Linked DNA regions of Homo sapiens: region 1 is linked to region 2. Evidence: chromatin loops called from intact Hi-C (ENCODE). Cell type or tissue: heart left ventricle. All regions are shown on one strand. Each heading gives the region's core, and the rest is flanking DNA. Links, peaks and the distances in the headings are about the cores only.

What was found. A loop is a pair of places that touch in the nucleus more often than their neighbours do. Peaks named below come from ENCODE experiments on the same cell type or tissue, not always from the same donor. Only the 100,000 strongest peaks of a DNase experiment are listed, where the experiment ranks them.
Region 1: a loop joins it to region 2, with 5 times the contacts of the local background. A loop is called at or near these places in 89 of 110 quality-filtered maps.

What each region holds. Positions count from the first base shown.
Region 1 is chr2:70,056,822-70,072,660 of GRCh38, reverse strand. PCBP1-AS1 (PCBP1 antisense RNA 1) reads left to right here. Exons shown (of 11, transcript NR_033872.1): 5 at 12,981-13,018. It also overlaps a transcript of ASPRV1 not described here. Among named protein-coding and RNA genes, the nearest start is that of PCBP1-AS1, 22 kb to the left of the region's middle. RefSeq lists enhancers at 1,503-1,572, 1,510-1,804, 3,251-3,330. In heart left ventricle, for the core only: no CTCF peak of the experiment used is centred there; no DNase peak of the experiment used is centred there.
Region 2 is chr2:69,919,106-69,934,944 of GRCh38, reverse strand. It overlaps MXD1 (MAX dimerization protein 1), which reads right to left. Exons shown (of 6, transcript NM_002357.4): 3 at 13,180-13,209. It also overlaps a transcript of ASPRV1 not described here. Among named protein-coding and RNA genes, the nearest start is that of MXD1, 12 kb to the right of the region's middle. RefSeq lists an enhancer at 7,514-7,808. In heart left ventricle, for the core only: no CTCF peak of the experiment used is centred there; a DNase peak (open chromatin) is centred at 7,694.

The DNA of each region.
Region 1 (15,839 bases), core at 6,312-14,311, 140 kb before region 2:
AACCTCTGCCTCCTGAGTTCAAGTGATTCTCCTGCCTCAGCCTCCCCAGTAGCTGGGAGTACAGGCACTCACCATCATGCCTGGCTAATTTTTTTATTTTTAGTAGAGACAGGTTTCATCATGTTGGCTAGGCTGGTCTCAAACTCCTGACCTCAAGTGATCCTCCCGCCTCGGCCTCCCAAAGTGCTGGGATTACAGGCGTGAGCCACTGCGCCCAGCCACCTGGCCTTTTTTTATTTTTAAGAGATAGGGTCTTGCTTTGTCACCCAGGCTAGAGTGCAGTGGTGTGATCATAGCTTACTGTAGCCTTGAACTCCTGGGCTCAAGTGATCCCCCTGCCTCAGTCTTCTGAGTAGCTGGGACTACTGTGTGCCACCACACCAGGCTAATTCTAAAAATTTTCTGTAGAGGCTGGGTGCAGTGGCTCACACCTGTAATCCCAGCACTTTGGGAGGCCGAGGTGGGTGGATCACTTGAGGCCAGGAGTTTGAGACCAGACTGGCCAATGTGGCGAAACCCCATCTCTACTAAAAATACAAAAGTTAGCTGGGCATGGTGGTTCACATCTGTGATCCTACCTACTCGGGAGGCTGAGGCATGAGAATTGCTTGAACCCAGGAGGCAGAGGTAGCAGTGAGCTGAGATCGTGCCACTGCACTCCAGCCTGGGCAATAGAGCGAGACTCTTTCTCATAAAAAAAAAAAAGAAAGAAAAATTTTTGTAGAGACTGGGTCTCGCTATGTTGCCTGGGTTGGTCTTGGACTCCTGACCTCAATCAGTCCTCCCGCCTTGGCCTCCCAAAGTGCTGGGATTACAGGCATGAGCCACTGTGCCCTGCTGAAAATTATTTCTTGTTTTGAATTGAAATCTAATTGAGACTTCTCATTAATTTAATTTTTGTTTTTATTTATTTATATTTGAGACGGAGTCCCACTCTGTCACCCAGGCTGGAGTGCAGTGGCACGATATCGGCTCACTGCAACCTCCACCTCCTGGGTTCAAGTGATTCTTCTGCCTTGGCCTCCTGAGTAGCTGGGATTACAGGTGTGTGCCACTACGCCTGGCTAATTTTTATATTTTTAGTAGAGATGGGGTTTCACCATGTTGGCCAAGCTGGTCTGGAACTCCTGACCTCAGGTGATCCTCCCACCTCAGCCTCCCAAAGTGCTGGGATTACAGGCGTGAGGCACTGTGCCCGGCCTAATTTTAGACCAGTACCCCGGAACTATACAGAATAAATGTAATACATCTTCCACATGCAAACTCATGAACCTTTGAAGACAGTCTTCCTATGTGTAAGACATATTTGCAGTTTATCCTAATACCTAAACTTGCTTTCAGTTCAGATCATTCTGCACAGAAACAATTTCTACTTCTCCCTACTTTGTAAATGCAGTCTGACAAATCTGTGCTTCACTTAGGATTATTTAGTTACAAGGTGAGTATGCTTTCCTTTCCTCCTTGAAGAATGAATTGATGGTGAGCTAAGTCTTTACAATTGTCTGTGAGTTTGGAGGGTTTGCAGTCTCCTACTCTTGTAATCATTAGGAGGTCAGGCTGCTGCCCTGCTGCATACGCCATCAGAGCTCACAAAATGGCTGGAAGTTTATCCGGGCACTTGACAAACTGCATTTACTTCATCAGGCCACTAGGTGATGAACAACTCACAAACCCAGACTGCCAGGGACTGTGGTGTACAGGGCAGTTTCTGTTTATACTTGGAAAGGCCATTCGAAGTCATCTGGTCCAAACTCATTAAAAGGTTTTTGTTGGGGAGGGGAAACATGTTTTTTATATAGTTTGTCTTTCCTGGCTTTGTTACAGTTAAATGTTAATTGCCTGGGACATTTCCTTTTTTTTTTTTTTTTTTTTTTTTTGATACGGAGTCTCACTCTGTCACCCAGGCTGGAGTGCAATGGCACAATCTCGGCTCACTGCAGCCTCCGCCTCCCGGGTTCAAGCGATTCTCCTGCCTCAGCCTCCTACAGGCGTGCGCCACTGTGCCCAGCTAATTTTTGTATTTTATTTTTTTAGTAGAGACAGGATTTTGCACTGTTAGGCTGGTCTCGACCTACTGACCTCATGATCGCCCGCCTTGACCTCCCAAAGTGGTGGGATTACAGGCGTGAGCCACCACTTCCAGCCAAGTAGGACATTTCTTTGAGTGATTTTCTTAGAAGGGGGGCATGAGTGGTACTTTCAAAGTCTTTTTATGTCCAATTTCTTTTTAACCTTCGTGTATGAATGATATTGTGGTTAGGTTTAGAATTCTTGGAATACTAGTCCTAGTCTCGACAAAGTCTAAGTAGCTTTCCAGTGTTTTGAGTTTCTGGTGATACAGATGAGAAGTCCAATGGGATTTTTTTTCCTTGTAAGTAATAATCTGTTCTCTTGTTCTGGAAGTTTGTGAATTTTTATTTATGCTTAGAGTTTCCTGTGGTATGCTTCTGGTATGTCTTTTTTTTTTTTTTTTTTTTTTTTGAGATGGAGTCTTGCTCATGTTACCCAGTCTGGAGTGCAATGGCACGATCCCAGCTCACTGCAACTTCTGCCTCCTGGGTTCAAGCGATTCTTCTGCTTCAGCCTCCCGAGTAGCTGGGATTACAGATGCGTGCCACCACGCCTGGCTCATTTTTGTATTTTTAGTAGAGATGAGGTTTCGCCGTGTTGGCCAGGCTGAGGTGTATGCCTTTTAAAAATAACACTTGTTGGCACTTGATGAGCCTTTTAGACTTAAAAACTTAAAGTCTTTTTTCTGTTCAAGGTTGTTTTATTGCTTCCCTTTCTTTTTTTTTCCAACCTCCTTACTTTATAGAACTCAGAAAGGTGAAGTGACTTGTCCAAGCTCATATAGCTAGTTACAGATGAACCTCAAGCAAATAACCTGACTCCTTTGATGAACTAGACTTTTGTGTATTGAATATTGCTCCATTGAGAGGGCCATTATGAACAACTTAGAAACTTTTTAGTGAGACAGGAATTTTGCCAAGCCTTTGTGGGGAGATGAAGAAGGAAGAAGAGATAAAATTCATTATTTGTGGCCCATTTGAAGGGCTAAAGAATTCGCAAGTTCCCTGGTATCTCAGTTATTGAGCTACCCCGAAGCTCTAAAATGTAATAAAACCAGGAAGTTGCTTGAGCACTTGGAGAATTAGATTTTTAGTAGTCAGGAGTTGGATAAATGTGGTCATGCCCTATTGTAAATATCAAAAACATATAAATGGCATCCGAAGGCTTGGAGACAGACATCATAAACCATGTCTTATCAGTGGTCTGGTTTCTGTTTTGAGTTCCAACCTGGGATGCTTCTGTGGGAACCACCTGTTCCTGGCTCTGTTGATCTTTGGATTTCCCCAGCCCTTCAGTCCCTTTCAGTTTTGAAATGAAACCTACCCCAGAGGGCGAGGTCAGGTTACGAAGAGGACTTTGACAGCTCACCTTGGGTTGTTTTTTTCCCCCAGAGCTGTCTAGTGTGTGACTGTGTGAGGTGTGAGGCTCAGCAGGCTGTGATACAGATTAATTGATGGTGAATCAGCTGTTGGGTAAGGCCTGGGCTGTGTCATTTTTTGGGTAACCAGGAAAACATGACCAAATACATTGTCTTTCATCTATAGAAAGTTGAAACTTAAGGGTACAATCACCAGAAAGCTGCCCATGATCTCTGCCTTTGGTTTACTGACGAAGGAAAGGCTTTTTTTTTTTTTTTTTTTTTTTGAGACAAGAGTTTTGCTCTTGTTGCCCAGGCTGGAGTGCAATGGCACAATCTCTGCTCACTGCAACCTCCGCCTCCTGGGTTCAAGTGATTCTCCTGCCTCAACCTCCTGAGTAGCTGGGATTATAGGCATGTGCCACCACGACTGGCTAATTTTGTTATTTTTTTTTTTTTTTTAGTAGAGACGCGTTTTCTCCATGTTGGTCAGGCTGGTCTCGAACTCCCGACCTGAGTCAGGTGATCCGCCCGCCTTGGCCTCCCAAAGTGTTGGGATTACAGGCATGAGCCACTGTGCCTGGCTGAAGGAAAGGCTTTAACTTGCCTTCATCTTTCCTCATTTGTAGATCTTCCTTACCTCCTTTCTATTCACATCTCTAGCTTCCTGCTGCTGCTCTAGCTACTAAACCTTTACATAATGTGCCTTTTGGAATTGGTGCTTTGGAAGTGACTCCTCTAGATACCCCTAGAAACCCCCGTTCTCCAGCCAGACTCACAGAATGCAGCTTGCCGCCTCCTTTTTCTGTAAACCTGGTTTCCATAAGATTGCAGCACTTCATTTGGAATCTTTACAAGTGAAACTAGCTCTTTCTTCAACCCACTCCTTACCACTTCACCCCTGACTTTGCCTGACTGTACTTCAGCCCCATTCCTCAGCACTCCAGAGCTGCCTCCAAATGGCCAGATACTTTCAGATACCTTTTGCTCTTTGAAATTTCTGCTGGCCAGGAGGCCAGCAAGGCCACTTGATCACTGTCCTTGAAGCTGGCATCTATACCCATTTCCCCTGTGTGTGTTGCGATTTTGGTGTCTGATCTCTCCTCCTGGGGCTATAGCCCAGGCTCAGAGATTGGTGACCAGGGCTTGCCTGGAGCCAAGGATTTGGGATAGAGTGTGGACTTAGGGGGCTTGGTGTTAACATTTCAGAGGTAGACAGATGAGAAGCCAGAATACGTGAACCTCAAGGCCAGTGGAGGATGGGAAGGACAGAGAGAATTTAGTATCTGAAGCAAAAGATGACCTTTGTAAGCTTCTCCTCCTGCCCAATCTTTTTGAAAAATTATTTAATTTACAGAGAATATAATAAATGATATTTTTAAAATACCAAAACATTGTAGATCATATTTTGGCTATTCCTGTCTCCCCATTTCAGTTATTTCTGTATTCACTAGAGGTAATGTATTGGTGATTTGGAATGTACCTGCCATACTTCTTCCTGTGTGTTTATTTACACATGTATGAACCCAGAAAAAATTTAAAGTATTATTTTTTGTTTTATTTAATTCTCTATACAAGTGATATAACATCTTATGTATCATTCTGGTATTTTCTTCTATGATTTAATAACATGCTTTGACAGTATTCCATGTTAGTACAAACAGGCATATCTCATTCTTTTTGGTGCTGGATAGTATTTCATAGAATGGATATGCTGTATTTTATTTGGCTATTTTTCTATGAAGACATTAAGGTATTTCCAGTTTTTGGGTGATCTCAACCTCTTTGGCAGCTTCAGTTACCATCTACACGTGGATGATTCCCAAATCTCCAGCCCAGATCTCTAGACCAGATTATCCAATTGCTTACAACCCCACTGGGATGTCTTGCAGCCCCCTGCTTTTTCTCACTTGCTCCTTCTCCAGTGCCCAATCATATACATTATAGACAGTATGCAGCGGCTAAAGCCCCAAACCCAGTAATGATTAATCATTCCTTCCTTCCCTTCCCACGTCTGACAACCAGTCACTAGGACTTGTCCTCCCTACCTCCTCAGTATTTCTTGAATCTAATCATTTTCCCTCTCCATTGCTACTGCCCTGTACGTTAGTTTTTAAATTTATAAAAGAGTACTTCTGAGGATTAAGTGAATTAATATATATAAGATGCTTAGAATAATAGATTGGTACCTACTAATTGCTATGTGAATCTTAGTTGTTATTATCATCATCTTAGTTTATATAATCCATTATCATCACTGCTTCCAGTCTTAATTTTATTCACCCCTACCTCCATTCCAGTCTCCACACTACAGCCAGAGTGATCTTCATAAAATGGAAGAATGGGCCAGGCGTGGTGGCTCATGCCTGTAATCCCAGCAATTTGGGAGGCCGAGGTGGGAGGATCGCTTGAGCCCAGGAGTTCAAGGCAACATAGTGAGACCATGTCTCTACAAAAAATAACAAATTAGCCAAGTGTGGTGCTGGTGAACATCTGTGGTCCCAGATACTTGGGAGGCTGAAGTGGGAGGATCATTTGAGCTTGGGAGGTTGAAGCTGCAACGAACTGTAATGATGCCACTGCACTCCAGCCTTGGTGACAGAGGGAGACCTTGTCTCAAAAAAAAAATAAAGTAAAATGTAAGAATGATTGCTTAAATGATAATTCTCCTGCTTAAAAAGATGTCAGTGAGGCCAGGCGCAGTGGCTCATGCCTATAATCCCAGCACTTTAGGAGGGAGGCCAAGGCAGGTGGATCATCTGAGGTCAGGAGTTCGAGACCAGCCTGGCCAACATGGTGAAACCCCATCTCTACTAAAAATACAAAAATTAGCTGGGCGTGGTGGCAGGCACCTGTAATCCCAGCTACTCGGGAGGCTGAGGTAGGAGAATCACTTGAACCTGGGAGGTGGAGGTTGCAGTGAGCTGAGATTGCGCCATTGTACTCCAGCCTGGGCAACAAGAGCGAAACTCCATCTCAAAAAAAAAAAATGATGTTAGTGATGTTTCCATTGAACTGCTTTGTGTTTTGGAGACAGAGTCTCTGTCTCCTGGGCTTGAGTGCAATAGCATGATTTCGGCTCATGCAACCTCTGCCTCCCAGTTTCAAGCGATTGTCCTGCCTCAGCCTCCCAAAGTGCTGGGATTATGGGTGTGCACCACCATGCCCAGCTAATTTTTGTTATTTTTAGTAGAGATGGGGTTTCACCATGTTGGTTAGGCTGGTCTCGACCTCCTGGCCTCAAGTGATCTTCCCACCTCAGCCTCCTGAAATTCTGAGAGTACAGGCGTGAGCCACTGCACCCAGCCTCCATTGAGCTTTTAATGACTTCATTTTATTGAGATACCTGATTTTTCTTTTCTTTCCTTCCTTCCTTTTCTTTTTCTTTCTTTTTTTTTTTTTTTTTTTTTTTTTGAGTCAAAAGCCTCGTTCTGTCACCCAGGCTGTAGTGCAGTGGTGTGATCATAACTGACTGTACCGCTCTGGGCTCAAGGGATCTTCCTGCCTCAGCCTCCCCAGTAGCTGGGACTAAAGGCATGCGCCACCACACCTGGCTAATTTTTAAAAAAATTTTTTGTAGAAACGAGGTCTCACAGCTGGTCTCTGTGCCACTGCACCCTGCCCCTGCTTTTAAATGCTATCTCTTCAGACAGGTCTTCCCTTGACTATCTAATGATTCTAAAGTATCTACCCATATGCTTTTATTAACATCACCTGATTTTAATTCTGTGATCGCACTTATCAATATATTATAATTTTCTGGTTTATTTACATATTTGTTTATAGTCTTCTCCAATTAAAAGAGAACAGGAATATTGTCTTTTTTTTTTTTTTTTTTTTTTTGAGATGGTGTCTTGCACTGTTACCCAGGCTGGAGTGTAGTAGCGCCATCTCGGCTCATTGCAAGCTCCGCCTCCTGGGTTCATGCCATTCTTCTGCCTCAGCCTCCTGAGTAGCTGGGACTACAGGCGCTAATTTTTTGTACTTTTAGTAGAGACGGGATTTCACCGTGTTAGCCAGGATGATCTCGATCTCCTGACCTCATGATCCACCCGCCTCAACCTCCCAAAGTGCTGGGATTACAGGCATGAGCCACCCACCGCACCTGGCCTTTTTTTTGTTTTGTTTTGTTTTGTTTTGAGATGGAGTCTGGCTCTGTTGCCCAGGCTGGAGTGCAGTGGTTCGATCTCGGCTTACTGCAATGTCTGTCTCCTGGGTTCAAGCGATTCTTGTGCCTCAGCCTCCTCAGTAGCTGGGATTAGAGACGTGTGCCACCATGCCTGGCTTAAGTTTTGTATTTTTAGTAGGAACAAGGTTTCACCATGTTAGCCAGGCTGGTCTTGAGCTCCTGACCTCAAACGTTCCGCCTGCCTTGGCCTCCCAAAGTGCTGGGATTACAGGTGTGAGCCACTGTGCCTGGCTGATATTGTTTGTTTTATTCATTGTTGTATTCCTAGCACCTAGGACAATGTCTGACACATTATTGACAATACTTGTGAAGTGAATAGTAAAACAACTTTCTTTGTCCTATTAGGCCCTTTTGGCCTCTCCAGCATCATCTGCATCAGTCACCTATCTTGACCTTCCCATCCTCCAGCTCATGACATCTCTTTAGATGTGCTTTCTTGCTGCAAGGCCTTTGCGTGTGCTCTTCATTGTGCCTAGAACACCCTTCCTCCCATGCTCTGCCACTGCCTGGATATCTCCTATTCATCATCTAAGTTATAGCTTAGTATACATATAACTTCACCTGATTAGCCTTGATCCTACAACTCTGCATGCATTGCCATTAATTATCATATGTATTGTAATTATTTTGTTGTCTGTGTCCTTCACTAGACTGTAAGCTTATGTTGTGCTCACCATGAATTCCTAGTCAAAGCTTATCAGCAGTGGCTAGAAGGACCTTTGAGGTGGGGCACTAGGGAGGGGGATAGAGTATTGGGGGCAGCACCTGAGGTCTAGGAAGCTGTGCTTTAGGATGTCAGGGTGAGTTTTAAACACTGGCCCTTGGTTCATTGTCATTCTTCCTATTTCGTCCATCTTTGGTAATTCCCTTGTTTGCCTGGATGAACCATCTAAAATGATTAAGTCATATCCATGAAACCAGGGTAAGCCTGACACAAAACACTTGCTCATGAAGGGAGCATGTGTCCTGAGGATAAAGGTTGAGAATCTGGGTAGGCATATTATTAACTTCAGGTAGCTGAGGGCAGAATAACTGACAGCGGAGTAGAATTCTAAGCAAGGAAGGAAGCAAAAGGCCTGAAGGATAAGATGAGACAAGGCTGAAGCAGGATCATTAAATCATAAACCTGGAGCACCTGGATAGTGAGTAGAGTGTAAGAAGGAACAGGGCAAGCAATTCAGGATTAGAGTCATAAATAATCTTGGGGATTACTTAAATCATCTTTTAGCATTCTTACCTCTTTAGTTTGGAACCAGCTTTTGGATTATAGAAAGGATCAGATAGTTGACATACAAGGATTTGAGTGAGAGTGTATATTACTTTCTCTGTATTTTATGGGCTCTTTACTTTAAAATGAAATCCCCAGAAATCCTACCTTAACTTTTCCCCCACCTAAATTTCTGCTGCCAAGAGCCTATCCATTCTTTTAAATATGTCAGGTTCAACTCCCTTATCTTTGAAACAAGTTGCATGTACAGAAGCCTGCAGTAGTCCTGGAGCTTCCTTCAGACAGGGTGAAGGGAGTGAGCTCTCTTCAGGCTACCTCCTCCCACTGAACCAGGCATAGGAGCTGGCCTCAGCAGCCTTAGGAGTTCAGGACTCTGTTCAACATGAATCTGTGGAATTTCTCTCTGAATTTTGGGGAGAGAGTATTCTGTAGAATATAGTACGGGACTCTGTCAGTGAGGCATAGCAAAAAGTACTGGAAGACTGGCTGGATGTGTGTGAATGGTGGGATCCGAAGGTATGTAGGAGTGGGCATCAAGGTTTCTGACCTGGCTCTTAAATTTTGACAGCGTTAGGGGGCACTCATGTGCCAAGTAGAGAGTCTTGAGGGGTAGCGCTAGTCCCTGGCCCTTAGAGGTGTTCTGAATGTTTTTGTATGTAGCTCAGAGCTCTTTTGCAGGCTGATGGGGATTCATGAAGATAGAGTACTTACTGAGGAACGGTGTGTTCTGTTTTGAAGATTGGATGGAGTGGTTATGTGCACAGACTGGGCAGTCTATGGCCTGGTCATCTAGTCTCTGTGAGGTGAGGCACCTGCATTTCCTTCCTAGGGCCATGCTGGGAAAACCAACCTAAGAGAGCTGGAGATCATGACTATTGTTAGTGATTTCCCTGAGACTGCTAACTGTCTTTGCTTGCTCCTTCTGTTCTCTTAAGTCCCATGGCTGTAATGTCCTGCCTTCTATTTTCTGCTTTGGGACCTTCAAATTCCATAATTCATTCAGACTTCTCTTTCTAGAGACAAGGTCTCGCTATGTTGCCCAAGCTGGAGTGTGGTGGCTGTTCACAGGCGTGATCATAGCACACTACAGCACTGAACTTGAGCTCAAATGACCCTTCTGCTTCAGCCACCCAAGTTGCCGGGATATAGGTGTGCACCATCACACTTAGCTCAGACTGCTCTGTCTAGATTACTTAATGCCCAGCTTGACTCTGGCTTTACATAGTACTCTAATTATGACATTGACAGCCAGCTTCAAGTAAGGGCCTTTCTTCATTAGCCTTGTTCCTAGAGCTATGGTTTTGAAGCTTTAGTGCATCAGAATTACCCATGAGGGTGAGAGAGGGGGCGCTGGATACTTGTTTAAAATGCAGATTTCCTGGTATCAACTGCTAGATACTCTAATTGAGTAGGTTTGGGGTGGTGACCAGGAATCTGCAGCTTGATCAGCCTGCCAGGTGATTCTGACACCAGTCATCTGGTCTCCAGATCATATATATATGTATTTTTTTGAGATGGAGTTTCGCTCTTGTTGCCCAGGCTGGAGTGCAATGGCACGATCTTGGCTCACTGCAATCTCTGCCTCCCAGGTTCAAGCAGTTCTCCTGCCTCAACCTCCCAAGTAGCTGGGATTACAGGCACCCGCCACTATGCCCAGCTAAATTTTTTTTTTTTTAATTTTTTGTATTTTTAGTAGAGACGGGGTTTCACTATGTTGGCCAGGCTGGTCTCGAACTCCTGACATCAGGCAATCCACCCACCTCAGCCTCCCACAGTGCTGGGATTACAGGTGTGAGCCACCGTGCTCAGCCAAAGATATCTATGATATCTATTTTCTCCTTTTTTTTTTTTTTGAGACAGAGTTTTGCTCTTGTCACCCAGGCTGCAGTGCAATGGAGTGATCTCAGCTTACTGCAGCCTCCATCTCCCAGGTTCAAGAGATTCTCCTGCCTCAGCCTGCAGAGTAGCTAGGAATGCAGGCGTCCACCACCACACCCAGCTAAATTTTTTGTTTTTATTTTTGTATTTTTAGTAGAGACAGGGTTTCGCTATGTTGGCCAGGCTAGTCTTGAACTCTTGACCTCAGGTGATCCACTTGCCTCCCAAAGTGCTGGGATTACAGGTGTGAGCCACTGCACCCGGTCCTCCAGACCATATTTAGAGAAAAGGCAGGGAAAAGATTTGAGTTCTTTACTTGGATCCTGCAGTATCTGGTCCTTGCATGTTTCTCAAGTCTCATCCCAGGCCCCTTCTTCCCTACTGCTGGCACCTTCATCTGCTCACAGTTCGTTGACCCCTTCTCCAGTAGTTTCTGGCCTGAAGGCCTTTGCAGTGCTGTATAGCCTCTGCCTGGAACACTCTTTACTGTGCATAATGTCTCAATTAACTATCCCTAGGTTTTTTTTTGTTTTTTTTTTTTTTTGAGACAGAGTCTCACTCTATCACCCAGGCTGGAGTGCAGTGGCATGATCTCAGCTCACTACAACCTCTGCCTCCCAGGTTCAAGCGATTCTCCTGTCTCAGCTTCTCAAGTAGCTGGGACTACAGGCGTGCGCCACCATGCCCGGCTAATTTTGTATTTTTCATGGAGACGGGGTTTCTCCATGTTAGCCAGGCTGGTCTTGAACTCCTGACCTCAAGTGATTCACCTGCCTCGGCCTCCCAAAGTGCTGGGATTACAGGCATGAGCCACCGTGCCCGGCCTGTCCTTTGCCTTTAATTGTCAAGTAAGCATTATCTCCTTTTGAAGGGCTTTTCTGGCCGCTCTATATAAAGAAACTGTTAGCACCCCATTTGTTTACATAAGACCACTTAACTGTTTGTCTTTCTCTCCTGGTGGGTTTTAAGCTCTGTGAGGGCAGGGAACTTGTTCCTGGTTATGTATCTTCAGGGCCTAGTATGTAGAGACACTCAATAACTACTTGTTGACTAATCCACATTTTTATTTTCATGTTAGTATCTGTGTTGTTGGATCGTGTGTCTGCACAACTTTTTAAAATTGAGACAGAGTTTCGCTCTTGTTGCCCGGGCTGGAGTGCAGTGGAGCGATCTCAGCTTACTGCAGCCTCTGCCTTGCAGGTTCAAGCAGTTTTTCTGCCTCAGCCTCCCAAGTAGCTGGGATTACAGGCATGTGCCACCACACCTGGTTAATTTTGTATTTTTTTTTAGTAGAGACGGGGTTTCACCGTGGTGGTCAGGCTGGTCTCAAACTCCTGACCTCAGGTGATCCAGCTGCCTCGGCCTCCCAAAGTGCTGGGATTACAGGCGTAAGCCACTGTGCCCGGCGACTATGCCCAACTCTTGCCCTTTGTATGTATTGTTGCCTTTGCCAGAAACACCCTTTCTCATGTCAATTTGGCAGATTCCTTCTTGTCCTTTACTACTTCTTTAAGCATTTCTTTGACTTCTGAGACAGTGCAGGTTCAACAGAGACAGCACTTTGTCCTCTTTAATAGGCTTTTTTTTTTTTTTTTTTTGAGATGGAGTCTCACTCTGTTGCCCAGGCTGGAGCGTGGTGGTGTGATCTCGGCTTACTGCAACCTCTGCCTCCTGAGTTCAAGTAATTCTCATGCCTCAGCCTCCCGAGTAGCTGGAATTACAGATGTGCGCCACCACACCCAGCTAATTTTTGTATTTTTAGTGAACATGGGTTTTACCATGTTGGCCAGGCTGGTCTCAATTTCCTGAGCTCAGATGATCCGCCTGCTTCGGTCTCTCAAAGTGCTGGGATTACAGGCATTAGCCACCACACCTAGCCTTCTAACAGGCTTTTCAACCATATATTGTGATTTTACCTGTGTAGGAGATAGATGGTAGCGTCTGTCTTTTACAGTTGACAACCCAGAGGCTCTAAGACAGGTGTCCCCAACCCTAGTCTGTGGCTCATTAGGAACAGGTTGCCCAGCAGGAGGTGAGTGAGTGGTGGGCGAGTGAGCAAAGCTTCATCTGTGTTTTTACAACCATCACTCGCATTACTGCCCGAGCTGTGCCTCCTGTCAGATCAGCGCAGCATTAGATTCTCATAGGAGTGGGAACTCTATTGTGAACTGAGCAAGTGAGGGATCTAGGTTGCATGCTTCTTATGAGAATCTAATGCCTGATGATCTGTCACTGTCTCCTATCTCATCTAATTGCAGGAAAACAAGCTCAGGGCTCCCACTGATTGTACATTATGGTGAGTTGTATAATTATTTCATTATATATTACAACATAATAATAATAGAAATAACGTGCACAATAAATGTAATGTACTTGAATTATCCTGAGACCATTCCCTCCCCTTTGTCCATGGAAAAATTGTCTTTCATGAAACGGGTCCCTGATGCCAAAAAGGTTGGGGACGTCTGCTCTAAGAGATTAATTAACTTGGAAATGGCAGAACTGATACTTGAACCCTGATGTATCTAAGGAGCCCTCATTTCTACCTCACTATGCTCCCTCTAAGAAAACCAATCAGTGTGCATACCTATGTAACAAACCTGCATGTTCTGCACATGTAGCCCAGAACTTAAAGTATAATTAAAAAAAAAATTCAATTTACCATAAAAAAAAAAAAAAAAAGAAAACCAATCAGCAGACTGAGAGACACTGAAGTGAAAGAGGTGCTTTTAAAAAAATTAGTTGGTGGGCCAGGCACGGTGGCTCACGCCTGTAATCCCAGCACTTTGGGAGGCTGAGGTGGGCGGATCACGAGGTCAGGAGATGAGACCATCCTGGCTAACGTGGTGAAAACCCTGTCTCTACTAAAAAAAAATACAAAAAATTAGCCGGGCGTAGTGGCGGGCGCCTGTAGTCCCAGCTACTCAGGAGGCTGAGGCCAGGAGAATGGCGTGAACCTGGGAGGCGGAGCTTGCAGTGAGCCGGGTTGGCGCCATTGCATTCCAGCTTGGGTGACAGAGTGAGACTCTGTCTCAAAAAAAAAAAAAAAAAAAAAAGTTGGGTAATAAAACTTAAAAAAAAATTTCTGGCCAGGTGCGTAATTTCTGCCAGTAATCCCAGCATTTTGGGAGGCTGAGGTGGGAGGATCACCTGAGGTCAGGAGTTCAAGACCAGCCTGGCCAACATGGTGAAACCCTGTCTCTACTAAAAATACAAAAATTAGCCGGGTGTGCTGGCAGGCGCCTGTAATCCCAGCTACTCAGGAGGCTGAGGCAGGAGAATCGCCTGAACCTGGGAGGTGGAGGTTGCAGTGAGCCGAGATCATACCGTTGCACTCTAGCCTGGGGTACAAGAGCGAGACTTTGTCTCAAAAAAAAAAAAAAAAAATTTCTTCAGAGTAAAGGCGTGGTGGTTTACACCTGTAATTGTAGCACTTTGGTAGGCTGACACAGGCTGTCACTTGAGGCCAGGAGTTCCAGGCCAGCCTGGCCCACATGGCAAAACACTGTCTCTACAAAAAATACAAAAATTAACTGAGTGCAGTGGCGCGTGCCTGTAGTCCCAGCTACTTGGGAGGCTGAGGCAGGAGAATCGCATGAACCCGGGAGGTGAAGGTTGCTTGAACCCAAGAGGTGGAGGTTAACTCCAGCCTGGGTGACAGAGTGAGACTCAGTTTCCTCAGAGTTAAACACGTAAAATGAATAATTTTGACAAGAAATTTATAAAGACAGCAGAGTGTAAAGGGTGACCATAGCATTGAGAAGATGATGTGTATTTCATGTATTTCCTTGATCATATCCGTGATTCCTTGTGGTACTGATAAAGCCAACACATACAGCCTGGTAGAAATGAGCTTGGCCATGCGTGTTGGCTCACGCCTGTAATCCCAGCACTTGGGGAGGTTGAGGTGGGCAGATCACGATCAAGACCATCCTGGCCAACATGGTGAAACGCTGTCTGTACTAAAAATACAAAAAATTAGCTGGGCATGGTGGCATGCGCCTGTAGTCCCAGCTACTCGGGAGGCTGAGGCAGGAGAATCGCTTGAACCTGGGAGGCAGAGGTTGCAGTGAGCTGAGATTGTGCCACTGCATTTCAGCCTAGCCACAGAGCGAGACTCTGTCTAAAAAAAAAAAACAAAACAAAAAAATCGTTTTACTGGCTGGGCGCAGTGGCTCATGCCTATAATCCCAGCACTTTGGGAGGCCGAGGCGGGTGAATCACTTGAGGTCAGGAGTTCAAGACCAGCCTGGCTAAAATGATGAAACCCCATCTTTACTAAAACTACAATAATTAGCTGGGCGTGGTGGTGCATGCCTGTAATCCCAGCTACTTGGGAGGCTGAAGCAAGAGAATTGCTGGAACCTGGGAGGCGGAGGTTGCAGTGAGCCGAGATCACACCACTGCACTCCAGCCCGGGCAACAGAGCAAGATCCTGTTTCAAAAAAAAAAAGATACATAATGGATGGTTGGTTGCAGGAAAAAGAAAAATGACACAGATATACATAAACAAGCTGATGTGGAACAATCTCCAAGATCTGTCATTAAGAGAAAACTAAAGAAAAGTGCAAAATTGTATTTATGGTTAGTGTGCTAGTGTTAGCATTTATATGTAAAAAGAGGAGAAACTCTGTATACTTGTTATATACCCATACTGTTTCTGAAAATTTTCTTTTTCTTTCTTTCTTTCTTTTTTTTTAATAGAGATGGGTTTTCCCTGTGTTGCCCAGGCTGGTCTAGAACACGTGGACTCAAGCAATCCACCTACCTTGGCCTCCCAAAGTGCTGGGATTACAGGCATGAGCCACCATGCCTGGCCTTTTTGTTTTTTAATATCCTTCTCTGTTGCTGAATTTTTTTTTTTCACATATGAACATTACCTTTTTAAAAAGAGTAGTTGTGAGCTGGGCGCGGTGGCTCACGCCTATAATCCTAGCACTTTGGGAGGCTGAGGCGGGCAGATCACCTGAGGTCAGGAGTTTGAGACCAGCTTGCCTAACATGGCAAAACCCAGTCTCTACTAAAAATACAAAAAAATTAGCTGGGTGAGGTGGCGCACGCCTGTAATCCCAGCTACTCGCGAGGCTGAGACGGGAGAAACACTTGAACCCAGGAGG
Region 2 (15,839 bases), core at 4,555-12,554:
AGACATAACCCCATCATAAGTCAAGGAGCATATATATCTGTGGAGTTATTTGTTGAAGCTTTATTTGTAATAGCAAAGATTGAAACAACCCAAATGACCACCCAGGAGGGAACTGGTTAAATAAATTATGCTACATCCACACCGTGTAGTACTATGTAGCTATCAAAAAGAATGAGAATGTGCTTTATGTCCTATTAGGAAAGATTTTCCAGATATATTGTTAAGTGGAGAAAAGCAAGATTCCAAACTGTGAGTATACCATGCTATCTTAAAGATGGAGGAAAACAAGAATCTATATTCATGTTTTCTTGTATGTAGACAAACTCTGGAATGACACATAAGAAACTGGCTGGGCAGGGAGAAGGCAAGGAACAGTCAGACAGAGATAAGGAAGGAAGTGATGGGGGTTTTTACTGAGTCATTTTTTATACTTTTTGTTCTTGGAGTATGTCAGACTGATGCAATGGCACGGAGTGGGAGAGGGAGAAGGGCTGGATGAAGCAGCAGCCACGGCAACTGACTGAAGAGAGAGCACGAGAGTTGCTCCAACTGAGAAATTTACATTTCCTTGAAATGGTTTGTGCTTTATTCTAGAACCTGGAAAATTCTATGAATGTAAGAAGCAGCTGAGATTTGGGGGTTTTGCTTAAGCTTACCACCTCCTTAAAGCCTTCCCAAGCCATCCTAGCTCACAGTGATTCCTCTATTTTCTAAGCACCACTTAACTGTTTATATTATTCACTGGGAAGTTCACTGTACTGCCTGACTTGTTTCATATTTCTTACTTAACCATTCATTGCAGTCTCCTTAGAAAGTCAGGATTGCAGCTTAATCATTGCTGTGCTGTCACCGTGCCTCAAACACACACATGCTTAATAAGTGTTTGCTGAATGGATTATGTCATCTATTCAACTAGACTTTAAGCTTCTAGAGGACAGAGTCCATCTCTACTGCATCTTTGCACCTTCAGCAGTGCTCAGAGTCTTCAGGTTTTAGATAACATTCATTGCCCACACACAACCTACTTGGAGCAGAGTTCCCTGGGGTCTAGGAGGCTCCCCTCCAGCTGAATTGGGAAACAATGCAATGCCTTATAGGTTTGCCCTTTTTCCTCTTAAGAATTGTACTGTAATAGCAAAAGTTGAAAATATAGACCAAAGAAAGGAAATGGCTTCAGAAAGCTATAGGACAGGTGAATATGCATGATATTAATGTAAGAAGTCAATTCACACTCTCCAGGGAGACTTCAGGATGTTCCCCTAAGGCAGGGCTAGTAAGCAAGGCATTAGACTTCCTTCCTTCTGAGCCTCCTGCCTCTTCTAGGTCATGAGGAAGTTGTCCTAAACTCTCCAAGGGTGCTCTAAGGCTTGGCAAGCTTGGGGAGTACAGCATTCATTTCTGAGCTAGGAAGAGGTAATAGCACAAGGGCTTTACTATTTTGTAAGTCTTTCACTTCTTCTGAAAAACCTGTCCATGTGGCAGAGTCAGAGCAAAGACTCATGTTACAGGTGTGCTCCTCCCACTACTGCATGTGGTGGGGACCAGGGAAGGGAAGAAAACTTGTATGTAAAATATACTTGTTCATCTTGGATAATATTCTTCAAAAAGAGCCATGAAAATAGATCATGTTATTAGAAACACTATGAGAAAGTATAATTTATACATTTATAAATTTGTCTATTTCTTGCCATAAAACTTATAGACTAATTTTCTTTTTTTGTTTTTTTTTTTTTTTTTTTTTTTTGAGACAGAGTTCTTGCTCTTGTCGCCCAGGCTGGAGTACAGTGCCGTGATCTCAGCTCATGGCAACCTCTGCCTCCCAGGCTCAACAGATTCTCCTTCTTCAGCCTCCTGAGTATCTGGGATTACAGGCGCCCGCCACCACGTCCGGCTAATTTTTGTATTTTTAGCAGAGATGGGGTTTCACCATGTTGGCCAGGCTGGTCTCGAACTCCTGACCTCAAGCAATCTGCCTGCCTCAGCCTCCCAAAGTGCTGGGATTACAGGTATGAGCTAATTTTCCAATTAGAAGAAAAAGTTCAAAAATTAAAATTATATTTAGATATTTTTCAGCCAGCTTGTTATTTGCAAAGACTGCATGATTCAGAACAGTGTCATTTTAGTACTTTTATGATGTTGGTTTATATGCAGATATGAGTGTGTGAATTTTTTTAGGAAGTTTGTCCACTGATAAAAATATAATAAAGTCATCTTTTGATGCATTGTCATTTCTAGCCTTATAGGAGTCTTGCCCAGAAAGTGCAATTTTCACTACCCAAATGTGGGTTTCCAAAGAACACTCCTAGTCGTGAAACTAGAAATAAGCCATTTGACTAATTCCAGCTGAGACTAATACTTGTTCATTCAGTGTTTTCTGGCCTAGTTCTACAAAAATAGGACCAGAATTCTTTCTGGATTTTTGCAGAGACCCAAAGCCAACTCTGTCTTTGGCAGTGTCTGCCTTGGCCTTCTCCGGCGCCTCACTGCTGCAGCCTGATGGCTGCCCCCTGCCCACATGCCACTGCCTGCAGACATCCCCACACTGGTGCCCGGGCCAACCACAGGAGAGCAATGAAATATATTAAGTAGACTCAGTTCTATCATACAGTAGTGAAATCCAATCCCTGAACCAGATAAAAAAGCAAACAGACCCCTCTGTTATGTACAGCTCCTACCAAAGCTCTCCAACCCTGACACACACACACATACACAGACACACATACAGACACACAAACTCCTGGGATCTAGAATCCCTCTGCCAGCCCTGAGTACCCACGGAGCTCCCAGATCCAAAACAAGCAGAACAAACACCCGTCTCAGCTCTCTTTTCTCAGTTCTGACTACTCCTGTGCCCTGCTGTCCCATTTTAAACCAGGTCAAACTCCCATTTGGGGAACTAGCAGGGGTTTTGCCATATATCCTCAACAGGAAGCCACCCGACACCTCAGTGTGACCCAGGAAGTTGACTCTCCTCCCATCACATCTTCTTCAGTCTTCCCTCTGTTGCCAAGAGCTACCTCCCATCTTCCTGGCACCCGGCTGCCTCTTCCTTTAGCACTGATCCACACTGCTTTGTACCTAGGCCATGGACTAACAAACTTCACCTTCTGACTCTTCAGAAACATAACTTTAATTATTCTGAATAAGCTGATATACCTTTGGTCTACAGTGGCATAAAGAAACCAATCTTTGAACTATAATAAGTCATGCTCTGAATCAAGTATGGCCCATAACTAGTAATAACAAATTTAGATACAACTATAGATTCTATTCAGTAAGTTTTAAGTATCCCAAATTTTGTTGATTTTTAATTTTTTTAAAAAATTCTGACTCAGTCACTATGCAACCAAATATTAATGCAGTGATTAAGAGTAAATGTCTGGAGAAATGTGGTACATATACATAATGGAGTACTATTCAGCCATAAAAAGAATGGGATCCTGTCATTTGCAACAACATGGATGGAACTGGAGGTCATTAGGTTAAGTGAAATAAGCCAGGCACAGAAAGACAAACGTTGCATATTCTCACTTATTTTTTGGATGTAAAAATCAAAACAATTGAACTCACAGACATAGAGAGTAGGAGGGTTACCAGAGGCTGGGAAAGGTAGCGGGGGTGGGCAGGAGGTGGGGATGGTTAATGGGTTAAAAAAAAAATAGCTTAAAAGAATGGATAACACCTAGTATTTGATAGCACAACAGGGTAACTATAGTCAAAATAATTGTATATTTTTAAATAACTGGAAGAGTAGAACTGGATGGTTTGCAACACAAAGGATAAATGCTTGAGGGGATGAACACCACATTTTACTTGATGTGATTATTATGCATTGCATGCCTGTATCAAACACCTCATGTACCCCATAAATATACAGACCTACTACATACCCACAAAAATTAAAAATGAAGTTAATATTTAAAAAAGAGTAAATGTTTGAGATCCTGGCTCTGCCACTTACTCCCTGTGTGACCCTGGGCAAATTACTTAACTCTGTGTAGCCTCAGTTTCCTCATCAGTAGAATGAGGGTGACAAGCGCCTCCCTGGGAGGGCTGTCATGGGTATTGACTGAGACAAGGTATGGAAGCCCTTGGGTCAGGGTCTGACAGGGAGTACTCTGTATATGGTAGCAGTTATTCTTTCAATCCTAGCTTCCTCTGTAGAAGGAGAATTGCTGTGAGCAAACACAGATAATAAGAGCACTATGATATTCCTTTTACAATCAATAGGGAACTCAAAAATGTCTCACTAGGCAGACAGAGGCTATCTGGCAAAATCCACTTTTCTGAATACTTCCTTGAAGAAAATGGACATCTTTTGTCATTAAAATAATTAATGGAAAATCTAATCCATTTTCTATGGAAACACAGAAAGTGCTTATGCTAAAAGTACTATTTCTTTACATTTACAAAATTAGCAAGGGTTTTATAAGGCCAATGAATGCAAAATAAAAGATTCCTTTATTTCCTGTTCACATCATTGAGAGTCAGGGGTAGAAAGGATTCCAAGGTTGGGAGGGAGGCAGCTGCCTCACTTCTGCTTGCTGCAGGAGCAAGTGTCCTGAAGAGTCTGGGCCTCCCTCCTTGATCTCGACTGCAATGGCCAAAGGAGAATAAAAATAGAGGCAAATATGTATTGACTTGGGAAGTCCAAGCACAGAGATCTTCACATATCTCATGTGCAATAGCAAGAAGAAAGTATAACATATTGAGGAGCAAATTTAAAACAGGTTGGGAAGGATCTATGGGAAGAAAACTATAAAACTTTGTTGAAAGACACAAGAAAATTGAGTAAATGAAAAAAATAGCAGATTCCTGGATATGAATCCTCCAAACAAAAAATGTCAATGTTCCTCAAGTTTGTTTACAAATTTAACACAATTCCAAGAAAAAAACTCCCAACAGTGTTCTTTTTAACACTGGGACTACACTTCATCTAGAAGAATAGATGTGTGTGACACTGCCAAAATTTTTGAATAAGAAGAATAATGAGGAGGAATGTGCTGTACCAGATATTAAATTGTATTATAAAGCTTCAATAATTAAAAACAGTGTAGTACTAATACAGGAATAGGCAGACAAATCAAATGAATAGGATAGAAATCCCCAGAAACAGACCTAAGAATAGATAGGAATTTAGCACATAAAGGAGATAACACCATAAATCCTTAGGGAAAGAATGGATTATTCAGAAAATGGCAAGAGAGTGAGGAGGTTAACATCAAAATAAATTCCAAACAGATTAAAGATTTAAATATAAAATATATTCAGATACCACGTATTTCTGCTGTTAGTTTTCCTTAACTTCTTGCCAGCCATGAATTACGGAAAGTAAATATCCAAGTAAAGGAAGTTATTAATGAAGAAGGTGCCAAGCTGTTTGAGGCACCAGCTCCTACCAGAGCTTTGGCACTGATAGAAAGCACCTGGGCTAACTCAGACAATTCTGACTGTAGCTCTTCTTATTTCTGCCTCCAGACCATGCTTTCTTGATTCTATCTATGGATCTCTCTCAGGCTAGTAGATCTGCAAATTGGGGAATAGATTCAACAGAGTAGGATTATTAGGTAGATGGTGCTATCTGTAGATAGTGCCTCCTGCATTAAATATACTATCCTTAAAGTTCTTCCTGACTTGGATGTAATCAAGACCAGAAGTGGTACCAAATGAAGGGTGTGTGGGTATGTGTGTGTGTTTGAAGGAAGCACTGTTATCTGTGATTAGTTCTCTTTATTGAAAGTGTAACAGGCTGGGCCGGGCGCAGTGGCTCACGCCTGTAATCCCAGCACTTTCGGAGGCCGAGGAGGGTGGATCACTTGAGGCCAGGAGTTTGAGACCAGCCTAGGCAACATGGCGAAACCCATCTCTACTAACAATACAAAAATTAGCCAGGTGCGGTGGCACACATCTGTAATCCCAGCTACTCAGGAGGTTGAGGCACAAGAATCGCTTGAACCTGGGAGGCAGAGGTTGCAGTGAGCCAAGATTGTGCCACTGTACTCCAGCCTGGGTGACAGAGCAAGACTCCATCTCAAAAAAAGAGAGAGAACTATTATGTTATGTTCTGCTGCTTTCTTAGGTCCCAGGCTATATTTTCTTTCTTTTTTTGTCTGCATTGTCAACCAGGCTGGAGTGTAGTGGTGCCATCACAGTTTACTGTAGCATCAACTTCGCAGACTCAATCAATCCTCCCACCTCAGCCTCCTGAGTAGGTGGGACTACAGGTTTTTTTTTTTTTTTTGGTACAGATGGGTCTCACTATGTTGCCCAGGCTGGTCTTGAATTCCTGGGCTCAACTGATCCTCCCACCTCGGCCTCCTAAAGTGCTGGGATTACAGTTGTGAGCCAGTGCCCCCAGCAAGTCTTGGGATACAATATTGAGTAAGATCAAGTCCCTACCTTTGAGGTAATTAAAATTTAGTTGGAGTGCTCAAACGTGTAGATGAATTATTGCAGAATGATTTGTAGGAGCTATATTCAAACCCTGATAGATATCAGCTCTCACCTAAAGTTATAGAATGGGCTCTCCTTTGCTCTTACCAAACATATTCTTTCTTTTCCCTCACCCTCAAACATCCCATCTGACTTAACTTCCTTCCAAGTTTTCACAGCCTATCATAACCTTCTTTTCCTTTCCAAATAGATCACCCTCAACAGGGTAGCCTGTTTAACTCTGAGGTTTCACCATTTTATCACCTATCTTGGTGTGGGCCAGACTTACCCAATTAAATAGCATCTTAAATCCTATAAGATAATTGGAGTTTGAACAAAAATAATTTTAGATATGGGTATGTATGAGCTGTATAATAAGGAAAAGAAGGTATTTAGTATAGAGTAAGAAGGAACAAGTTTTATTAATGGGACTTGTAAAATTAATCCCTTAAAATGTCAAGGGTCACAGGAGATTCTGCATTGAGAACAAAGCCCTACTGGGTTAAACAGAAAAAAAAAAAATCCAGGTGAAGACTACAAGTCACACTTTGAAGAGGGAAAAAATACTTTCCTCCTTTTTCTAAAATGATCCCTTTATAAACAATTGCCAAGTGCATCATTATTACCAACTTAATTGGAACCCTAAAAGGTTTTGAAGATTTCTCACAATTGTGCTGATAAATCTTTGTAGAAAATACAAAGATAGTAATATACTCAGTGAATAATACATAAATAGCAGTTAACAGTGGCTACATTTTGGAGAGATAAGGTCACTTCATTATTAAAGTATGAAATACATAAGTACACCACATTAATATCTCCTTTTCAGAGCCTAATTTTCAAATACAACATATATATTATAATCATACCTGTTGGCTCTATCCCACTATTTGACTATTAATGCCTATGACAAAAAGTAAGGGAATAGCCCCAGGGTCCCAGGTAGGAGACTGGAAATTGGTCAAATGACCAGCATGTGTCTCTCCTCCAAGTCTTGCCAAAGGCAGGTGTCATCTACTCAAGGGTTATAGTACAAGGAAGATGATTCTTGTGGTACAAATGTGAGTTCTTCTCCAGACCATCAATATAGATTGGATTTATACACTGATCGCTGTGTCTCTCCTTCGTAATAACCTTACCCCATGTTGCAACAAACATGGACTTGTTACAACATCCCAGAGTGAAATCTGAATGTGGTCAAGAAAGTTCAGAAACAATAAGAGTGATGCAATGCATACCACAACTCAGGCCCAGTGCAAAAGTCAGGCCCCAGCCCTTCCCATATAAGGGACTTGGTCATTTGAAAAATCAAAACCCAAAAGGAACAACTATAGGGACCTGTAATCAATTAGAATATTCTTCCAGAAGAGACCTGACTGAATTGATTTCTCATGCCAGACCAGATGCCACTGAAATACTGTTTGACCAAATGGAAATAACAGCTTAGATTGGGCTGCAGAGTCTTCCCCATGGAGCACACACAGAAATCTTCTGTCACAGGGTCAGAAGACTCTGGCAGAGGTAGTAGCTCTAGACCAGGCACCTAATTCTAGCAAGAGCTGCATATGTACCACTCCAGAAAAATGGATGTCTACTATTAAAGGAGACGCCAGAGCCATCTTTTGAAAAAAGAGTCTATTCTACCACCTGGCTCCTGACCTATTGGCTGTAGCTTATATGTGTTTGCTCAGTCTCCATTTGCTGAGGGATTCATTGAAAGGCTTTGTTTTAAATTGGAGGAATTCTCAGTTAAGAGAAAGAAATAGCAGAATTATCATCAATAAAGGGTATGTAACAACAAAAGATTCAAATATGTTTATATTCCAACAATAATCAATTAGTTAACTAAGATGGGAAACCAATAGCAATCTAAAAATATATAAATCCAGGAATACCTTTTACAGGACATGTATAAGACCTGTGTGGAAAACTTTGCTACAAAACTTTGCTTAGAGACAGAAGAGAAATCTGAATAAATTAAGGCACATACCAAATCCTGGATGAAAAGATCTAATATATAAGCATGAACTTTTAAAGGTTAATTTATATTGGAATTATGCAATGTCAATTTTTAAACTCCCCAAAGAATTTAGGGGTTGGGGAATTCACAGATTAAAATTTTTTTCAGGAAAAATAAACTGGTGAAAATAGATAAGGGCATGGAAAAAAAAAAAGGAGAATGAAAGGGTATATATTGGCACAGGAAGAAGAGATGGATCAATGGACTGGAAGAATAAGTCTAGAAAGAGACTTAGCCATAAACAAAAATAAGTATACACCAAAGGTAGCAACTTGAATCAGTGAGGGAAGACTGATTCTGTATAGCTAAATGATAAACTGGACAGTTATGTGATAGAAAAAGTGTCAATATCTTTCATATATGTCCTTTATATTATGGAAACTTTTTAAAATAAAGAAAAAGATAAATTCTTTAGTAGAAAATTGGGCAAAGGCTATTTAATAGACAATTCACACAAAGAGACACACAGAGTCAAAGACATAAAAATTGTTCAACTATGCTAGTAGTATGAGAAATGCAAATTAAAACAAGTTGCCTGTGTGTTTTTTTATTTTTTACTTATCAAACTCATAAAGGTTTTAAGTTATAACATCAACTTGTGAAGTGCAGGGAAAATAATGCCTGTAACCTGCCTGGTGGACAATCCAGCAATCCTAAAAACGTGTTCACCACCAATTCCATAGCTATACATTTATCCTAAGGAAATAATTATGATGTTGGACAGAGATTTTTCTACAGGTGGTTTAAGAAAGCATTGTTTAGGTTCTGGGAAGAATCTAAACCAGGGGACTGATTATATGAGGTTTAACATATTCATATAATATAATACTGGGCATTAAGTAATGTTGAAAAAGGAGATTTAATGACATTGGAAAATGTTTATAACTGGAAAAGATGCTACAAATTATTACTATATGATCCCATGTTGGTTAAAAAAAAGTACACACAAAAGTCTAGATGGATATAGAACAAATGTTAGCAGGTGTTACCTCTGAGAGGCCTATTACAGGTGATTTTTATATTCTTTGTGCTTTTCTGAATTTTCTAACTTTCTACACAAAACTATATTTTCAGTTCTTTTCCAAAACAATTGGAAAGATATATTTTCAAGTTCCATTGGTTTTCTCTGAGTGCTAGAACTATGGACAATTTAAATTTTTAGTATTATTTTCTATATTTCTCAAAATTTTCTGCAAGATTAGTTTAAAAAAAGAAAAGAAAAACCACACACACACACACACACATACCCCACCCTCCCAAGGGTGTTTTCTTAGGAGATCAGACCCAGAAAATTAGCTAAAATGCAGAGAAACACAGGCCATGTGCTGACTGACAAACCCCCTGTAGAGTGATATTAATCTGAGCTCCTCCACAGCAGTGCGTAGTCTTTACTGGATTCTGTAGTCCCAGCACCTACTACACGGCATCTTAGGTGCTCAACACCTATTCTGTTGAGTAGAAAATACTACCACCACCACCATTCTAGAAGTCTTTTCTTTTATTGTCCCACCAATGCGAAGATACTTCAAAGTGTTGGTGTTGGGTATAATATCCTTACAGTGGAGTCCTGATAACATAGAGTAACACTAATTATTTACAATCTCTAAAGTGCCATAGAAAAGGTTTCCATTCAAGAAAACTAACCCAAGTATAATCAACTCTGCAATATCAAGAAAAGGGAAAATCCCACTGTTAGAAGTTCTTTTCCTAAGTTGTCTTTTCTTCTTCTTCCTTTTTTTTTTGAGAGCCATGGCAATCTTTTTACACTTGATTTTAGCCAAAAGGCCAAGAAGCAATGAAAGCCATGATAATCTTTTTATGCAATGTTATCAGGTAAAAAATGGCTAAAGTATATTAGCATTTACCCGAGTGGTATTCTTTTATAGAACTCAGCTACTAAAACCAGGGAGAGTACAAAAACAGCTGTTCAGCTGACCTCCAAACCCTGAAGTTCTTAAGCATCCATGCTAATAAGAGAGTGGAGCCCAGCAACTTTAACCTCCCCTGAACTGCAGCAACCAATGCTTGCTTAAATTAAGTAAACTGAGTCCTGATTTTCCTTCTGTTCTGTTCACATGCTCTAGACTAGAAAGATTATCAAGACCTTAAAAGACCAAATTCCAAAAAAGAAAAGAAGGAAACTAGATAACTAATCCTTCAACAAGCAAAGGTTGATTGGTCATATACAAGCAAGCTCAATTACAGGCAGCTTGCCTAGTGGTGACTTCACGTTCAGTTTTCCAGAATTTTTACCTCTAGCTTCTTGTGCACATCCCAATCTTAGCACTTAGTATATTAACTGAAACTGTCTCTGCATCTTTCCCATTGGACAAACTGCACATTTTTCTGGGATGGGGACCTTGCTGATTTAATACCCTACTATGAACGCATTTAATACCCAGTAACATGTACAAGTTCTGGGGCCACCATAGACAGAAAATAAACATCCCTGAGGTGCTATAATAAATAATACAATTGACATTCTGTGGCATTCCTGCAGAGGCAAAAGTCACAAAGTTTTAGTAAGTCTTTATGTGAAGCGATCAAATTTTAATAATAATAAAAATAAATACCAAACTAAAGTATTAGAGGGGCGAAGAACTAGAAGACTTTTCAGCAGAAATAGTCCCGGTTTACCCACATCACTGCAAAGGCAGGAAGAAGGGAGAGAATCTGAAGAGAAAATCTAAAAATGAGAAAGAGAAGCCACAACTGACTACCTTTCCCCTTTAAGAAGAGATACTTTTGAGTTTCTAGTTCATGATATGTAAATAGCTAAAGCATAAAGGAAGCTCCAACTTAAAACATGGTCAGTCACAATCATAGAACAATTAAAAGGGAAGACGATGGGATGAGCAGAAGCATATATGCAGTGAGGCACACTCAGCATCACACACACACACACACACACGAAATTCCATAGTGGAGTAAAGCTAACCGCCCTCTTCCCAGATTCTACCTGCCTGGGAAGGGTTTAGTCTGCCCTTTCACTGATTAAACATAAATATCATTCAGATCCTGACTTTCAGAGTCAGGCTCCTTTTTCAAAGAGGGTTGGCAGGAAATAACCACATGTCTTTATAGAGCCATCATTACACATCCTTTTCTTGTTCATGCAGGGCACTGAGAAAGCACTCAATTTGGATGGGTAGCCCGCATTTCAAATTGATGGGAGCTCAGAGACCAGAATGAGGCTAGTTCAATGGTTCTCCGCCATGGCTGCACATGAGAATCACCTGGGGAGCTTTTGAAACATACGAGTGCAGAGCCTCAACCCAAACCAATTAAATCAGAATTGCTAAGGGTAAGGTCTGGGCATTATTTTGTTTGTTTGTTTGTTGGCTTTTAAAAGCTCCACAAAAAGTTATCATTAATTTTTTTCAGTATGGTAAAAGCAAGTGGTTTTTTTTTTGTTGTTGTTTTGGGTGTTTTGTGTGTTTTTTTTTTTTTTTGGTGTTTACTAGAGATACAAGAAAATTTGCTTTAAAATACTTCATGGGAATAGGTGGTTTTGCTTACAGAAGACTGGCAAAATGTTGATAATTACTGAAGCTGGGTAATGGATACATAGGAGTTGATTACATTAGTCACTCTACTTTTTTTTTTTTTTTTTGAGACGGAGTCTCACTCTGTTGCCCAAGCCGGAGTGCAGTGGCGGGATCTCGGCTCACCGCAACCTCCGCCTCTAGGGTTCAAGCGATTCTCCTGCCTCAGCCTCCCAAGTAGCTGGGATTACAGGCACGTGCCACCACACCTGGCTAATTTTTGTATTATTAGTTGAAACAGGGTTTTGCCATGTTGGCCAGGCTGGTCTCGAACTCCTGACCTCAGGTGATCCACCCACTTTGGCCTCCCAAAGTGCTGGGATTACAGGTATGAGCCACTGTACCTGGCCAGATTTGAAATTTTCTATAATAAAAAGTTATTTTATAGAATCAGCAGAAATAAACCTTTGTTCTCTACCCTCACCAGAAAAATATACAAGTGTATGTGTATAATGTATTTAATATAAAAATATGTTTAAAAATACACAGAAAGCTTTGCAAGTGATTCTAATGTGCAACCAGAGTTGAAAACCACTCGGCTGCCTCACTGAAGGAGGGGCAACTTGATTTGGAAAATAAAGATTTAAGTAAGCAGCAAGAGGCAATCCAGGTGAGAGAGATTCCACTCAGGCTGCGGCAAGATGGAGCCCAGTGAGGGTGGCAGTCCTCCTCTAGTTAGGCACCATCTCCAATTTCTGCCATGCATACATTTGCCTGAATTTTGAGACTCTTCATTCACAAGTAAACTGCAAATACACATACATACACGTTAATACACATGTGTTAATATATACTTACATGTATATTATGTGTATATATATCTGTGTATATGTATTTTAGATAACACTGCCAATGATATTCAGTAGCATGTAATTTTTTTAAAAACACTATTTGTGGAAATGTTGCCTCTGACTAAAATGCTTTGGTCTGTGGAATAGTCATTCAAAGGCCTTCTTCAGGAGTGGGCTGGTGCGGGTGAGGGTTAGGGGTGTGGTCTTTTAACTGGCAAGCTCTACATCTACCTAAGTAATTTATGAGCGATGCTGCTTAGAGGGCGCTGGGTGAATTCTGAAATCAGGTGCTACTAGTGGGAAGAGTCAAAAAGAGCAACCAAGTTTGAACTGCATGAACAGAGAATGCAACAAAGCTCCCCGCATTCCACCTCCCAAATCCCCAACTCACCTATTCTTCTCCATTTCATTGTGAGTTGATCTGAAAGAGGGAACAATAAGAGAAGAATAAGATATTTTTGTCTTAAAGAACTACTTCAACACCAACACAATTCTTTTAACTTCTTTCTCTCCAAAGTTGATAGGAGAGATGTAGAAAGGCAGAAAAATTCACTGGGCTCTACTAAAAAAATTAGTCCATTTGAAGAGTTAGATAAATGTAAATCCTAAAATAGAGTTCAAGGTAAAGCGACAAACCAAGAAGCATGCCTTCTCTAGTGGAAAAATAATCCATTTTAAGACAAGAAATAAAAGGGGTCTATTTATACAAAAACAGCTGCACGATGCAATGTGAATTTGCGTTATATAATACGACAAAGCTTTCTGTAGGCTAAGGGTAGAACAGGGGAGGTAGCACCCCTACCCCACCCCTGCAGTTTTCCCTAGGGGTAGCATACACCAAAATTTTGTGTAAAGTTGCTTGACTATATTGTTTTAAATAGTAAAATAACCCCCTTCCCCAAACTTCTGACTCCCTGAAGTAACTATCATGTACAAGATGCTACTGTTAAATAGCAACCAAATGATTTTAGGAAGGGGTTTCCAAAGTTCAGCTCAATATAAAGATGATAGGTTGCTTAAAGCAGAAGTTAGTGAAATGTGAAGTCCAGCTTTGCCACTGATATACTGTGGAATGAATAAAATTCTTTACCATCCTGTTACTGGTTAACCTGTCTATAAAATGAGAATAAAAATAATTACGAATTATTTACTGAACAAGTATGGACCAATGAGGTAACAGCTGTAAAACTGATTAGAGAGCCTTGGATGAAAGGTGTGATGGATATGAAACCATATGATTAGTGTATTTATGGCTGACCTTAAAGACAAGGTCTGGCCTAAGACTTTATGGACAAGTTACCATAAAGTCATAAGAAGTCAATGTGGCCCCTTTAGTGTCCTCCTCACACAACCCCTTCCTAACCAGTTATAAATTTGGAAGAAGCTACCAGTATTATAAAGGAGCTGAATCTTGCTTGACCTTTCTATGAAAATTCTCTAGAATTTAACCAGCTCAGGAGTTTACTCCCTGGTTCAGCTCATGAATTCTGTGGGGCCATAATCAGCACCTTACTGGGCTTAGGAAATAAATTCTCACAGCAATCATGGAGGAATACCACCTCAAGAGTGCTCAGCCACTCATTTACATCAGGGGCACCAACATCAAGTTCACTCATCAGAGAATGGGGGTAAGGAGAGTGAATGTGGGGGGATGGCAGCGGAAGTGAGGAGGTTGTCTTGAAATGAGAAATTTCCAACCTAGCATTAAACTTCTCTTTCACAGGGATCTTAGGAATCAATTTTTATTCACGAAGAAAAAATAAATGAGAAAATGACAGTATTTTAAGTTTAGAATATTTGTTTTCTAGGTAAACAATATATGGACCTCATGTATTCAAACCAATCCAAAATTGGTTAACTTAAAAGTTTCAGGCTAGGCGCAGTGGTTCACATCTGTAAGCCCAACACTTTGGGAGGCCGAGGCAGGCGGATCATGAGGTCAGGAAATTGAGACCATCCTGGCCAACATGGTGAAACCCTGTCTCTACTAAAATACAAAAATTAGCCGGGCGTGGTGGCGCGTGCCTGTAATCCCAGCTACTCCCTTGAACGAGGGAGTTGGAGGTTGCAGTGAGCTGAGATCGTGCCACTGCACTCCAGCCTAGCGACAGAGGGAGACTCCATCTCAAAAACAAAACAAAACAAAACAAAACAAAACAAAACAAAACAAAACTTTAAAATGGTCAGGCATGGTGGCTCAGACCTGTAATCTCAGCACTTTGGGAGGCTGAGGCAGGAGAATTGCTTGAGCTCAGGAGTTGGAGACCAGTGTGGGCAACACAGCAAGAGCCCATCTCAATTAAAAAGAAATAAAAGCTTTACACTGATTCACTTGGTTATCCCTCAGCATTCTCCAGTCACATTGTTCTGAAGGTTTATTGCCTTCAATGGCCAACAGGATACTATAGTTAACAAGAATCTGGCATATACTGCAAACCTTTGGCTCTAAAGCACGTGGCATTTTAACTTTAACCGGGACTAGTAAGTTCAAAGCCTGACAGATTTTTTTAAATGGATGAAAGTAGATGGGCATAGTGGGATCCCAGCACTTTGGGAGGCTGAGGTGGGTGGATCACTTGAGGTCAGGAGTTCGAGACCAGCCTGGCTAACCTGGCGAAACCCCGTCTTTACTAAAAATACAAAAATTAGCCAGGCATGGTCACATACGCCTGTAATCCCAGCTACTCGGGAGGCTGAGGCAGGAGAATCACTTGAACCCAGGAGGTAGAGGTTGTAGTAAGTCGAGATGGTGCCACTGCATTCTAGCTTAGGCAACAGAGCGAGACTGTCTAAAAATAAATAAATAAATAAAATAAAATGGATGAAAGTATATGCCAACAGTTGGTTGAGATTACCCTCTTTAACTGTAGACAAGGACCACCCCTTGTAGGTGGAGGAGAGGAAAGTGAATAGGTTGAGAAGAGAGTAGAAAATAACAGCACACAGGAAATTCTTACCAAAATATTTCTGGATTCTTTGAAAATATATAAACTAATAAATAGAGTTATATACTTATGCAAAATTCTGAATCCCCAAAATAAACTTTTAAAC